2 separate regions of the Homo sapiens genome follow, and region 2 is linked to region 1. The links are chromatin contacts, found by Hi-C in ENCODE. All regions are on one chromosome and are shown on one strand. The core of a region is the stretch at or near the end of the contact, and the rest is flanking DNA. Distances in the headings are between cores, read along the strand shown.

Region 1 (7,133 bases), core at 1,257-3,756:
ATCAGTATGTCGAAGAGATATCTGTACTCTTATGTTCATTGCAGGATTTATCACAATAGCCAAGTTATGGGATCAACCTAAGTGTCCATCAGTGGATGAACAGATAAAGCAAATGTGCTATACATACACAATGAAATATTATTCAGTCTTCAAAAATCAGGAAAATCTGTCCATTGATGAGCCTGGAGAACATTATGCTAAGTGAAATAAGCCAGGCACAGAAAGACAAATACTTCATGTTCTCACTTGTATGTGGAATCTAAAACAATGGAACCCACAAACACAGAGAATAGAATGGTGGTGATATTTCAAAATTTCATATTCCAAAAGAGCTAAGAGTACATTTCAAATGTTAGCACCACAAAAAAACTATTAAATTCCATGTTGAGTCATTTTTGTGTAAAAAAAGATAAAATTTTAGGTGATGAATATGTTATTTACCTTGATTTAATCATTCTACATTGTATATATATAAAATACCACTTTGAACTCTATAAATGTATACAATTTGTAAATATACAATAAAATTATACAAATATAAAAATAAAAAGATTTTCTAAGCAGTGTCAAATAAGTCCATTTTATTTCATATCTACTGTGTCTGAATTCAGACATGCCTGACGTTTAGGAGTGTGCCTAGCCTTCCCTAGGGGAGATATTCTTTTTTTTTTTTTGAGACAGAGTCTCACTCTGTTGCCCAGGCTGGAGTGCAGTGGCGCAATCTTGGCTCACTGCAACCTCTGCCTCCCGGGTTCTAAGAGATTCCAGGAGATATTCTTTCCAATTTATTGTCAGCTCCGTTTAGACCTATAGTTCTCCAAGTATGGCCCCATGTCCAGGAGTATCAGCATCTCCTGGGAACTAGTTAGAAATGTAAATTCGGGGGTCCACTCCTGACCAACTGTAGGGGCAACTCTGTGGATGGGACCTAGCAATCTTGGTTTTAAGAAACGCTCCATCTGATTCTGATTCACAGGAAAGTTTGAGAGCCACTGACTTAGACTGCTATACTGTTGTTTCTCTGGTAAACAAAGAGGCTTCTTTTCTTGTTCAGAGAAATATTGCTTAGGATTTCTGGTGGGTGCACAATTCCCTGCTGTGAACCGAGTTTGCTGGAAAACCAAGTAACTAGCACCTCCATCGTAGTCCTACCCAGAGCTTGCAGGCTTTGCACTCACGTAAGACTGATTCTTCCAGAGGCGCCTGGAAGTCCCATTGTGATGGGCAAATGCTCTTACCAGAAATAAACTAGTTGTGGGGACCGGGCGCGGTGGCTCATGCCTGTAATACCAGCACTTTGGGAGGCCGAGGCAGGCGGATCACTTGAGGTCAGGAGTTCGAGGCCAACCTGGCCAACATGGTAAAACCCCGTCTCTACTAAAAATATAAAAATATAAAAATTAGCCGGGAGTGGTGGTGGGTGCCTCTAATCCCAGCAACCCGGGAGGCTGAGGCAGGAGAATCACTTGAACCCGGCAGACGGAGGTTGCAGTGAGCGGAGATCACGCCACTGCATTCCAGCCTGGGCGACAGAAGTAGAGAGACTCCTTATCAAAAAAAAAAAAAAGAAAGAAAGAAAGAAAAAAAAAAAGAAATACACTAATTTTGGGCCTTAAATGCTACTCAGTTCTCCAGTTCACCTCAACAGGGAGGGAAGGTGCTTGGAGGAAAATTGCACTTCGTTTTTGCCCTGCTTATTTTGTCTTCAAAATATATGTTAAATCACCGCATCAAAGAGCCGTCCCAGATCTCAACTCCCAGATGAGTTCGGTGGCACCCAATAGATTTTCATAACACAGGATCTATCTCTGTCTCCTTGTATTGTAATAGCCTGTCTCCAAATGCAGATAGCAACCGGCAGGCTGTAAATGTCGAGGAAAAAGCCTAATTCCTTTCCTCATCCGGAGCCTCTAGTGCAGTACCCAGCACAGAGCAGGTACTTGGTATTTTGGTAAGGGAAATCAATCAACGCATCAATAGCAGAATCTGAAACCAGGGACCTAGATCTTTCCAATAAAATCATCCTGCTGAGATGTGACTCAGATGTACTGGTGCCCAGCAGACAACACGTTTTCGCCCTGATTTTATCCTCCATTCATCCGTCCGCCCCCTCCCCCATAGACCCCGCCTGTCCCCAGCTAAAAATAATGAGGGGATTCACACATCTCAGTGTCAACACACACAACACAGTTGACACGCCCCTTAATCCTACAGCTACGCCATCAATTCTCGCCGCCGGGTCCGTCCGCTTGTCAGTTTCCCCTACTCCTCATCCCCTCGCAACTTCTGATCCCCTATCACTTCCGTTCCCGTTTGCCTGCTAGGCTGGAAGCAGGATGTGTCTACGCCCTCAGCCCATAAGAAGTGCTACAAACCTCCGCCTCGCTCGCTGTCATGGCGGCGACCGACGGCCCCTTTCCTGTGGCCTCAGAAAGCAGCGACAGTCGCAGTCACCGGACCTTCGCCCATCCGCCGCCCTCACTTAAGCGACGCACAACGGAGCTCCCACAATCCTCTTTGCTTCCGCTCTCTTTATTTCCGCCTCCCCCGCCCCCGCCTCGACATTAACCGTTTCGCGACTACGTCAGTTGGCCGGTCTGTTTGGGAGAGCCAGGCGACTAATCTGGTATAGAGACCGAAAAACACAGGTAAAAAGACCTAAAAGACTTAGTCATCTATTGGAACATTTCCCCAGTTTGTTTGTAAGTTGGCTTGCAAGCTTATCAGTCATTCTCAAACAGGAGCTTAACTTACTTAGGTGAACAGTTCATGATGACGCCTTTAAGCTGCTAGACCAACCCAAACTCCGAATTTGCAGTTTCTGACCTTTCACCTTGAACCTGTGCCCTTTCTACCCTCTATTCTCCATCTCCTTTTGGTTCTTGTCTGACTCTTTAGCTGCATATGTAAAGAGCACAGACTTTGAAACCTGAGCTCCCGCGTTCGAATCCCCACTGTACCACTATCTAAACATGGCATCTTGGGCAAGTGATTCAAGCATGCTATTCCTTGGCTTTTTCATCTGTAGAATTGGTATAATAATAGTACTTACCTCCAGAGTTGCAGTAAAAATATTAAAATTTCACATGTGAGGAGCACCTAGAACATTGCCTATCATGAAGTTAAGCAGTATATTGAAATATAAATTATAATGATTGAATTTGATCTCACCTAAGACCTCTGGCTAATAAATAATAAATGATAATAATCATTTCACCTGGGATAGAGGGGATTGCCCTGTTCTCTCCAGGCTGAGGCTGTAATACCTGATTCTAGGGACTGCTGATATGGAAATTACTACCACTCTGGCTGGAGTCAGAAGAGTATATTAAAGAGTCTCTTTGTACTGTCCTAAAATAAGCAAAATCCAACGTTTGCAGTTCTATGGACCACGCACTATGATAAGTGCTTTAAACCCATTTTGTTGTTATTGCTTCATCCTCACAATAGCCCTTTGCTGGTTCTTAAGTGTATTACCCTTTCCTGTCCTCTTTGTCTGCTTAAAGCAGCTAAGAAAACTCAGATTAGTCAGATTGCATATAAATCAATAACTTGCCCACGGTCACAGAGCTAATAACAAATAGAGCCAAGACTTAAACTCAGATACATTCAGATGTGTCTTGGTATTTCTCAAATATCACTGAGAAAAAGGCCACCATAAATTCTTTTCAAGTGCTCTCTCTCCCCCAACTCCCCACCCCAAGAATTGCCTGAATGCCCATACAGAAAGACTAGGTTCTCTTCAGAAGCAGAAGGGCAGAACCCACTAAGGCAAAGATCTCTCCCTTGAAGGCTGGCAGCCAAGGAGGTGACTATAGTAGGAATTGGCATAACCAGCTCACTCATTGCCCTCCACTGTGCCACACAGGCCCCATTACTTCCTATAGTACTGAAGACCACTGGGGATAAAGGTACAGGGCCTTCACCTCATCCCACCGTTCTGTAAAGCTTGGATATTAGCAAAGATCTTGCTTATTTTAGGACAGTACAATGAGACTCTTTAATATACTCATCTGACTCCACCCAGAGTGGTAGTAGTAATTTCCATATCAGCAGTCCCTAGAGTCAGGAATTACTGCCTCAGCCTGGAGAGAACAAACCAATCCCCTCTGTCCCAGGTTAAAACAAAACAGGAATTCCCTCTGTTCCTTCAGAATGTACGGTACCCAGGATGTTGTTATTCTTGCTCCACACCTACCCACTCTCACTTCCCAACTTATCATCAGGCAGTCCACAATGGTTTTTTCAGGGGAAGGATTGGTGATGGTGAAGGGACTGAAGGAGAAGGTAAATCACCAGGTTTGCTGAAGGTAAATGAAGCACTGCCTTGTCCCTACCTCTGTACCTCTTTTGTAGCTCCCTGACCTTCTTTCTCATTTGGCATTTCAGAACCCATCACTCCACACCTAGGAAACCCTCTTGGGTTTGAATTGCAGACAAATCATCTTGTCTTTTATTTTTTCCCCCAACACCCAACGATAGCACACATGTCTGGGCTTGGCCAAATTTAAAAACAAAAATAACAGAGGTAGCACGGAAAGACTTTTTACTTAATTTTCTCCATTATTTCTAGCTGTCAAACTATTAGAAAGTGTCAGTGTAAGGGGTAGAGCTGTGAGAAGTCGAGTTTCAGAGGCGAGGAAAGAGAAAAATCCTGATGCAAAGCAAAAGTGTTGGCAGAGGAAAGACGAGCCAACAAGAGTGTCTCTAGGGCCGGTAGAAATAAACAAATGGTGGAGATTGGTGAGTGGGTTTCATACACAAAGAAACCTTTCCCTTTTAGCTCCTTTCACCCTACACACCATATCCCCATTCCAGAGACTTCATCTGCCTTAAATTCTCCTAACCAACCCAGTTCTTTCCTTGCTGGGCATCTTGCCCTAATGGCAGAATTCACCACCAGCTGCTACTGCTAAGCAAACTGGGTAGTTGAGGGGAGAGGATGTTCGTAAACCCAATGTTAGAAAGGGAGATGTGTTCCTAGCATCCTTAGTCGTACTCATAGCATATTTTTAGAAGCAATGCTCTACGTACATAATTTAAGTGTTCAGGTTCTGCAGTGCTTTCTTCAGTATGTTTCAGTTATTTGTTTCTTCAGAGCTGTTCTGGGGTCCTAACATATATATGACAGTGTTTCTATACCATAGTGTTTTACACAGCTGGTGACCAGTTCAGGCCCCCTTTACAAGGCAGATAGATCCATCCCCCAGCTGCTGTGGGTATTAGCTGATGAATACAGCTGCTTCCTTCTCTGCAGAATTGCACTCTGCAGAAGAGGTTCATTGCCTGGGAGATTTCTGTTTAATAACCCCAACCCCTACACACACAACCCTGCAGCCAAAAGCAATGACTAACTGATGATGAGAGTACAAGGGTACCTTGCCTCAAGGTTGACCAATTCTGTGGTGTAAATCCTACTCCAGAGCTCCTCCTGGGATTAGGCTAGAGCTTGTTTCCAGCGAGCTTAGGTTTTTTCCTCCAGCCATATCCTGCTTCTCTCACTCCGCTGCTGCTGAGAGCACTCGCTCTAAATCACTGGCCCAAGAATCATGCCCCACCTTAGGCTCTGCTTCTAGGGAACCCTAATACTCATCATGCTCAGCTCATGTTTGTCAGAGGATCATGTAAAGAAGTCCCTCTGTAGGCCCTCTGTTGTAGGCAGAGCCATCGTACCCATCTCTGGGGAAGTCAGGAGTGAGTTAAGATGTAACTGGATAAGACCTCTTAAGTCAAACTTGAACATCTGTCCTAACTCAGATTAAAATGAGATCTGGCCTATTCCTGAAATCTACTGTCTTGGTGACACCAGCAGACTACATTCTATCAAATTAGAAATGAAGATATATCTGTTTGTGCTTCATTGTGGAAAAATTATGTTTTTATTAAAAAGAGTTATGTGGCATTTGTTAAAATTTTAGTTAAGTCACAATTATTTTGTGATAGACACTGCTATAATAGCATGAATCTTAAATTTATCAGCTGTTGGTTGCTATATGTTTGTTGAGTGTAAACTCTGTGTTGTCAAAGATGATCAAAGAATGAGCCCAAGGTTAGATACCTGATAAGCATGCTCCGATTAGTCTAGAAGTGTTAAAAGAAAAAGAAACAACAACAGACCGGATTACCAGCTTGCAAATAATAAAAACATATCCTAATTTAATAATTCTTCTATGATTCAGAAGACATATTGGATCATCTTTACAAACTTCAATCATAATATTGTAAAAATGTACAAGTACTAGTTAAGAGTAATGTTCAGATTGAAAAAAATGTTCAGGTTGAAAATGACCAGATTGTTGAAATATATATTTGCAAGGATGAAAATTTCAAAACATCTAGCATCTCCTCCAAAGTATATATCCTATTATTTACATAGTAAATAATGTATAGTCACTGATTCTAATCTCACTTGACTAAATCCATTCCTCTAGCTACAATAAAAGAACCAAGATAATAATTTTCTTTAGGATTACCTATTTCTGAATATATTTTAATACATTCCTTTTGCTATGACCTCTTGTAATTGGTTCCTTTTATTATTTTTATTTACATGTATTATATATCATAATTTATTTTAATTCCTTTTTTGCTGTTTAGCAAAATATATGATCATCTTCCTCTCCAAAAAAATCAGATTATGGAGGGTCTTTTAAGTGGTTACTTTTGGTAACTAAAACAAACATTTTCTTAAGAAAATATCATTAAACCAAAAATTCATACTGATCTGAGAAATGTTGGTTGTTTCTGAAAAGCCCTTTCTACATTAGTCAAATAAATTACAATATTTGTAAGTCTCATGGAGTATTTTAGTTGTGTACAAGATTTTCATTAAAGCATAGGAAAGAATATCATAGCTACTTGCTTAACACACATATACATCAAAGAGGAGATATGACTTTCCTAACTTATCTGTAACAATGGCTAAACAAAGGTTTGGTAAGAGCAATTGAAGAATGGTGAATTACCCCATTCATTAAAATTTTTAAAGTACTTAAACATTAGACTGGATAGAATTTTACGGGGGAACAATATATCTTATGTTCTTTTTAAAAAGAAGAAGAAAGAGGCTGGGCGTGGTGGCTCACCCCTGTACAATTTGGGAGGCCGAGGTGGGCGGATCACGAGGTTAGGAG
Region 2 (7,133 bases), core at 2,155-4,654, 900 kb before region 1:
CAGAATGTGGGTCAGTGGGCCTTATGTGGGGCCCAGACATCAGCATTTTCAAGATGCTCCCCAGCAGATTCTGATGCAGGTGATTATGTGAGATACTTTTATAATAAAACATTTAGAGTACAATCAATTCTCTGCCCTGTTTCTTCTTGGAATTGCTTGTCATAACTCTAGAGAACTAAAGACTTGTAGATTATTCAGCGAGTAACCTAATTTGGACAAACCTACTAGCTCTTAGTAGCAATCAAAAAATCAATTAAATATTAAAACACAATGTGCCAGTTAAACACATACAAGTATTCATATGTGGGATACCAAGAGGAAGAGACAGTCTTTGCTTGTTCTACAGGGGAAATATAATCTCTAACATTTATATAGTAGCATTCTACTTCAAGTACATTTACAAGGTTCTTACTGACTTTGAAAGTTTTTTTTAACCACAGGTCAACAGAAGAGATGGAATTAAGGGGACTGTTCCTTAGATCTGTTCCCTGCATCACTTTGTGCAATTTATATATGTTCCCCAGCAGTCTTCCGAACCAGTAAGTCAGGCCTGCCCAGGAGCCTTCAGGAAGAGATCATCCCACGAGGACAAAACCTCATTCCTTAGACTTAGAGCAAAAACTGTGATTACAACAGGTCTTTGACTCAAACTTATACCCCAGTCCAAATCCCAAATGGAGTCATCACATCTGACTCCTATGGAGAAGAAGGGTCTTGTGATTGAAAACAGAAGGGTTATTTTGCTAAGGGCTCTGAAAGACCTTGTGGCCCAAGCAACCCTAGAGAAGTCCCACCTGTGTTAAGTGTCACTATAAAGCAGAGAGAAGCTTTAGAAGACAGTGAAAGTTCAACCTACTGAGGACTCCAGGGAACTCGGTGGGGTTTTGGCCCTCAAGGACTGCAGTGCATCAGCAGTAGTGGGGCCAGCAGGGAGCACAGCACTCAGCAGAAGAGGCAGCAGTGTTGGGCAGGCATGGCAGGAACCAGGGGAAGAGACAGGGTTCAATAGCAGAGGACTGATAGGTAAGCCCCCACCTCTGCCTACTGGACTTGATCCTGAGTACAAGTTGCATCATGCCAGGCCCTCCCTTAAATATTGGTGCTTCTATAGTGGGTTGGGATTCCGTATGCACAGGTGGGAACAAGATCTCACTGAGCACAGCTGTTACTGCCTCATTTCTTCCCCACTGCAGCCCTGTGAAGCAAATATTTTCCCCATGAAAAGACTGAGTCTTAAACGTGTGTATCTGTAATAATTGCCAGTTTATTCCTCTGGCTAAGAGATCCAGAGGTAATTTGAGGTTTACATTTCTTTTTAAAGTTCTTTCATCAAGAGTTTAGGTGCCCCCATTGCCCTCATAAGCTGGTTGCAAATTATTTGACTCTTACTTGTAAAAAAAATCCTTAATTCTTTTTGTGTGTGAGACACGTGTTCATTAAAAAGTACATATAAGCAAAAAGAACAAAAAGAAGAAAACAAATAAAATTTCACACCACACAGAAATAAGCTTGGTTAAGTTTGTGATATATGTTATATGGATGTATGTATACACACACGCACACACACAAAGTTTGGAATTTTATCCTACATATGTGAGCTGATATTAAATATGCTGCTTTGCCATAACCTGTTATGTTTTACTTTACAACATGGAATGAACATATTCCCATGCAAATGTGTGAAAGTTTCCAATTGAAAAATAGACCTGGAAAATGGGTCAAAATCCAAAATCCAATGAGATGCTGGTACCAAGGAAATTACCTAAAACAAAATTTCATCAGATGATTAAAAGTAAAATGGAGGTCAAAGATACATCAGAAAATGCTAACAGAAAGAAAGCTGGGGCCAGATTTTAATATTAGGCAAAAATGAATTCAAGGCCTAAAGCACACAGGATAAGGACGGCTGCGTGAATGTCTTTGCTTCCAATGCATCATCACAAACTTGTTTCTTACTCTTCTTATCTCTTCCCTAAGCCTTTCAAGCTCATCTACTCCTCTTATCATTTCTTCAGGGTCCAAATGCCTAACGGGTGTGTCCTCTTTAAATCCCTGGCCAGGCTGATTCGGCCCTCCTCTGGGGTTTCCTTCTGCTTCCTGGCTTACGCCTTCTTCGGAAGGTTGAGGATTTCCTTCTGCCTCCTGTGGTACATCCTCCAAAGGGCGATCTTCCTCGGCCTTTGGCATGTTCTGTGGTTTTCCCTCATTTTCTTCACAAGACTTTTGCATATTGAGTATTTTTTATTTCCTTTTTGAATAAATTAATCCTAGAAAACAAGGAAACAAAACTACTAGATTCCAGGCAAACAGACCAGCAGTCAGAGTATGGGGTCCCATAGCGACTGGCCTTTTTTGACTCAGTACCCTAATTGTCAAAAGTTTTCCAACTAGAGAAAGCTGGATCCTCAGGCTCAGAACTCCCCTGACTCCACCTCCCTTCGCGCCCCCTTTCGTTCCAGCTCCATCTTTCTCCTCCTGCTCCTGCCCACCATCTTCCCAGCAGGCCCTGCTACAAGCCTCTCCTAATACTGAAATGGGAGCAGTACGGAAGCAATTAACCCTTCTCCCGCCTCTGGTCTCCAACACTCCCGCCCTTCAGACTTTCCCAGGCCCTCTCAACCTCCAGCCTCTCACCTGAGACGGCTGGTCCAGTCTCTGGCCTCCCCTCCCCCTTCAGCGTCTCTTAAGCCTCCTCCTCCCCCGCCTCATTTCCGCTGCAGGCTCGGCACCGGCCTCTGGCACTTAATCCGGATGGGGAGGGGCTGCTGCGACCCCAGGATGTGCTTTGGTGTCACTCACACTTCCACCCCCACCCGAAGAGACCTGAAGCAATTGCACCTTTACAAAAACTGACCTGCAGGGATTCAGGGGATTTTCCTCTCTCTTCCCTCACCTCGATTTGTGTCGCGCCCAAAAAACCAAATATCCTGCAGACAGATGGGAGTGTTTGGTGAGCAGACTAGTACCTGGATCACGGGTCCCTTTCATGATTCTAGGCCATGTTGGTGTAAAGTTTCCCATGTCCTCATCCTCGCCCTCCTTTTATGGCAACCCCGCCCTCCTCCGTGCCCACCGTTTTTCTGCAAGCAGGGAGTAGGAAAAGCAAGTTTCTTCCAAACAGTTTCTATGTCTCTCTCTCAGGACCCTTAATTAGCTACCCTTCTCTCTCTCCACCCGCCATCCCCCACCAAACAGCCCCAAATTTCCTGCACAAAATGGGAGTTTGGCGGAACAGAAGTGGGGAAAGCAGTGCCGGCCCCGCTTGCTTTCTGCTCTCGGCCTCCTCGACCCCAGGGTCTCCAAGTCAGCGCCCACGTTTATACTAACCTGAAAGGATCTTGGGCACTTTTCTCCTTCTCCAGCAATAAGGAGCTGCTACAGGGAAACAGGCCCTGGACTATAAGGACTTCTGCACACGTCGACTCCTGGTCACGTGAGAGTCGCGTCATCACTGAGCTCGAGTCCCCAGTTACCCCTCCCATTAACACTGCAGCCCGCCCGCTGCGTTCCCTCCACTTGATACTGTCAATCTTTTTTCGTATTTGCCAATCGGAGACAATAAACTGTTATCTTCGCCCTGGAGTATTTATTCGCCTTTCTCAGATTACCAGGAGGATCAGCCTTTTAGGGGTAATCGACCATTTCTCCTTCTTTGAGGAATCATCTCTTTCTTCTGCTCCCAATACTCCCACCTCCCCTCCTCCAAGACCCCTACAGTCCACCATTTCCCCTGGAATCCTATCCAGCATTGAAATGGGCAAAGGTGGTAGATCGGGAAGAGGGGGCTGGAAAAGAATCTAAGGTTGAAAGTGGAGGATTTGACTAATCCTCTTGAATAGTTTTCTGTTGTGTTCTATGTTTTCAGCAATCAGCATACTTTTAAAAATGGTATCAGAAAACGGATGCCTCATAAGCAATATGTAACACTTAATATGAAGGACAAATTAGTTATATCAATGTGTAAGACTTTGGAAAAGTTTTCTAATGGCTGGAAATGAAATGACAATATTCACAACATATTGATGTGTTAGAATTTTTTAAAATCTTACCAAACAGCACTTAAAAAATTGACTCCCAAATTAATGTGTGGAAGGAGGCCTAGTTTTCTCTTGTTAGCAATTTTGTATAGGTAATCTACTACTCTTTCTATTTCTGGCAGAACTCAAGTTATCAAGTGTTGGATGTCTGATCTTTTTCATTGATGACCACTGGTGGCATCCACTAAGGTTTCACTTGGAGGCTTCAGACAGACTTCCTCCCCATTTCCTCTATAGGATTCAGTATCTTGTTAATCAGATAAGTCCACAGAAAAGCCTGCTTTCCACTGAGTAAAATTCTTTTGGAACTCAAAGTAGTATGTTTCTTGGAAAACATTTCGTTGTTGGGAAATAACTCATACACTCATGAAACACTCAGAAAAGAGAATTCTCTGTATCTCACCATCAGGCTTGAGGCTTCTTTGCATGGCATTTTCATTCATGGCACTCTTGAGATAGTCTGGTATCATCCACTGTGTCCCATTAAAAGAACTATTGACATGCATAATTGTTATGATTAGAAAGCAAAGAGAACAACATTGCTGTAAAAAATAATATTAAACAGGAAACTGATATCCCTGCAACTCAGAATCCACTGGTACTTGGAAGGATGGTGGTGCCTGGAGTGGCATTCTGGCCAATGGAGCCAGCTGGAGAGTCAGAAGAAGACAGAGGGGGTCTTTTGTCTAGGGTGGTCACAGCAGGATGCCTTAGCCAACAAGAACACCCACCAGAGAAGAGAAAAGAAGGTTTGGAAAAAATAAATATTTTTTGGACTTAATGATTTATAGTTGAAGCATGACAAATTTCTTCCACACTTGAGGGATAAATGTTCTATTGTTTGAGAGAGAGCTTTTAATATAAATATAACTAGCAAATTATAAAGATTTAATCATTGCCTATCACCAAATGTTTCCACTCTTTTAAATGTAACCATTTAGTGAGGAACAACTCTGATCTTTTAAAAGAAAAATCATCAGCAGCAAAATGGACTTTGTGTGTGTGTACACTTCTATGAAGTTTAACCAATGTATAGATTTGTTTAACCACCACTGCAATCAGAATACAGTTCAATCACCCCCAGAAACTCCTGCATGCTGTCTCTTGTAGTCCTATTTGACTGCCTTCCCTAAACTCTGGCAACCACTAATATATTCCCCATTACTACACTTTTGTCTTATTCAGAATATTATGTAAATGATTTCATTTTTCAATTTTTGTGCACTGGCTTCTTTTGGGACTGGCTTCTTTCACTCAGCATAATGCCCTGGACATCCATTTGAGTTGTTGCATGTATCAATAGTTTATTCTCTTTTTTGCTGAGTAGTATTCTGTTATTTAGCTATTCCACAGTTTGCTTATTCATTCACCTGCTGAAGGACATTTGAGTTATTCCCAGCTCTAAGCAATTATGAAAAGAACTGCTGTAAACATTCATGAACAGATTTAGGCCATTGCTTCACTTCTGGACTTCCTGCCTCCAGCGCCTCCCTCTCTCCCTTTAATCCACCTTACACATTACCTTGTCCCTGCTTTCAACAGTCATTCTCCTGCTCAGTGACCCTGGATGGTAACCGCACCACTCACCAAGTAAATCCTATACTCCTTATCTTGACATTCAGCCTCCATCAGAATTGAACCTCAGGACATGTTTCTAGCCTCATCATCTCCTTCTCTGCCCCATCCAAAATAAACCCTTACTTCATTGTCTACAGAAGCAGTGAGATCAAATTAAAAATTAAAAACTAATAATAATAAACAACCCTTAGTCACTGTGCCCAAGCATGCCTTATACTTCTCTCTTTGTCCTTGTTCGTCATTATCTTGTTCCTGATTGCCCTCCTCTTCCTCCTAGATCCTGGTGCTGCTCATTCTTAGAGGTCAAGACCTAATCACCCAGCCTCTGAAGCTGGAAGTGATCTCTCCCTCCTCTGTCATTGCTGCACATGAAATCTGCACCCTTCGTGTAACCCTTAACAAAGGTTACCTTGTACCTTTCCGTGTGTGTGTGTGTGTGTGTGTGTGTGTGTGTGTGTGTTGGGGGTGGAGGGTATCTAACCAGGAAGATGGTCAGATGTGAGTTGAGGGTAGGGAGCAAGGATCAGGCTCCAGCTATTACGCTTCTTTAGTGGCTCTAGTAATGTTAAACAGTGGGTCTCTCAGAAATCTCAGGGTCTCAGAAAGAGCTGTTTGCCATTTGGCTCACAGACAAACTTCATTTTGCTTGCACAAAATTGAAGCAGAAGTTTCATTGTACTCTCCTTTACTTATTCTGCTTTACATATAGCCACAGCAATATTAATACCATGTTTATGGAGCTATTGGCAAAGGTTATTGACCTTGTCTTCCTAAATACTCACAGTAGAGATTAGTTAGCTCACTGGTACACACCTGACAAAGAGCCAGGTGATACAGGCCTTCACCTTCATCCTTGTTCCGGGGCAATTTCAGTGTGTCAATACAACACTCAGCTACCTTTGAAATTAAGTCAATCAGAGTAGATTTTAAATATAAGTAAATTTTTGAAAATAGCATTCTACTGAAGTAAAAACTATCTTTTTAAAAAGGAAAGAAAAAGGTGTACACATTAATTTTAACAATAAGGATATGAATTCTGGAGAGTAGAAACCCTGGGCCTCTGAGCCAATCAATGTCCTGTTTTTGTGCACCAAGAGAGCACTAGAGATAGTTCCAAAGTCCAAAGTCCTTCAGGTTATGTGAGAGGAGGAGAAAGCAGTCAGCATTTTACCATTTGAGTATCCAGAAAGCTCTTATATAAGACTATAGTATCCAGAATATTGTTTTCTATGTTCCTTCCATAGTCTTGTGTTCTGATACTCTATATTTAGCAACTCCTCCTGCATTTTTTTTCATTGCTCTTTCAAAGGTCATCCCATAGAACTTGAGCTGACCATTCTTATCTATCACTTCTTTAGCATGATCTGTACGGCTTGAAAGCATCACTCCTTACATAGCAAAGTCTTCCCCAGATCCAAAGTTTTAGCTACCAGATCCTAAGGTGTGCACTCCAGCAGCCTCCATCTGAGATGATTTGCCCCTTCAGAATGAAAGCAGATTCAGCACATTCCATCACTT

Evidence for each region. Hi-C counts contacts between places; a loop is a spot of excess contacts on that map. Pooled maps may share reads with other maps.
Region 2: a loop to region 1 is called in a pooled map, with 7 times the contacts of the local background. The contact joins the promoter of TCEAL8 here to the promoter of SLC25A53 in region 1. A Hi-C loop is called at or near these places in 11 of 50 pooled maps.

What each region holds. Positions count from the first base shown.
Region 1 is chrX:104,154,503-104,161,635 of GRCh38, forward strand. SLC25A53 (solute carrier family 25 member 53) reads right to left here and starts at 2,507. Exons shown (of 2, transcript NM_001012755.5): 1 at 2,376-2,507. It also overlaps a transcript of FAM199X not described here. RefSeq lists an enhancer at 2,281-2,580.
Region 2 is chrX:103,251,751-103,258,883 of GRCh38, forward strand. It overlaps TCEAL8 (transcription elongation factor A like 8), which reads right to left and starts at 3,405. Exons shown (of 3, transcript NM_153333.3): 1 at 3,328-3,405; 2 at 2,855-2,927; 3 at 1,245-2,267. The coding sequence starts at 2,229. The coding sequence ends at 1,876. It also overlaps the pseudogene LOC100420653. RefSeq lists an enhancer at 3,342-3,391.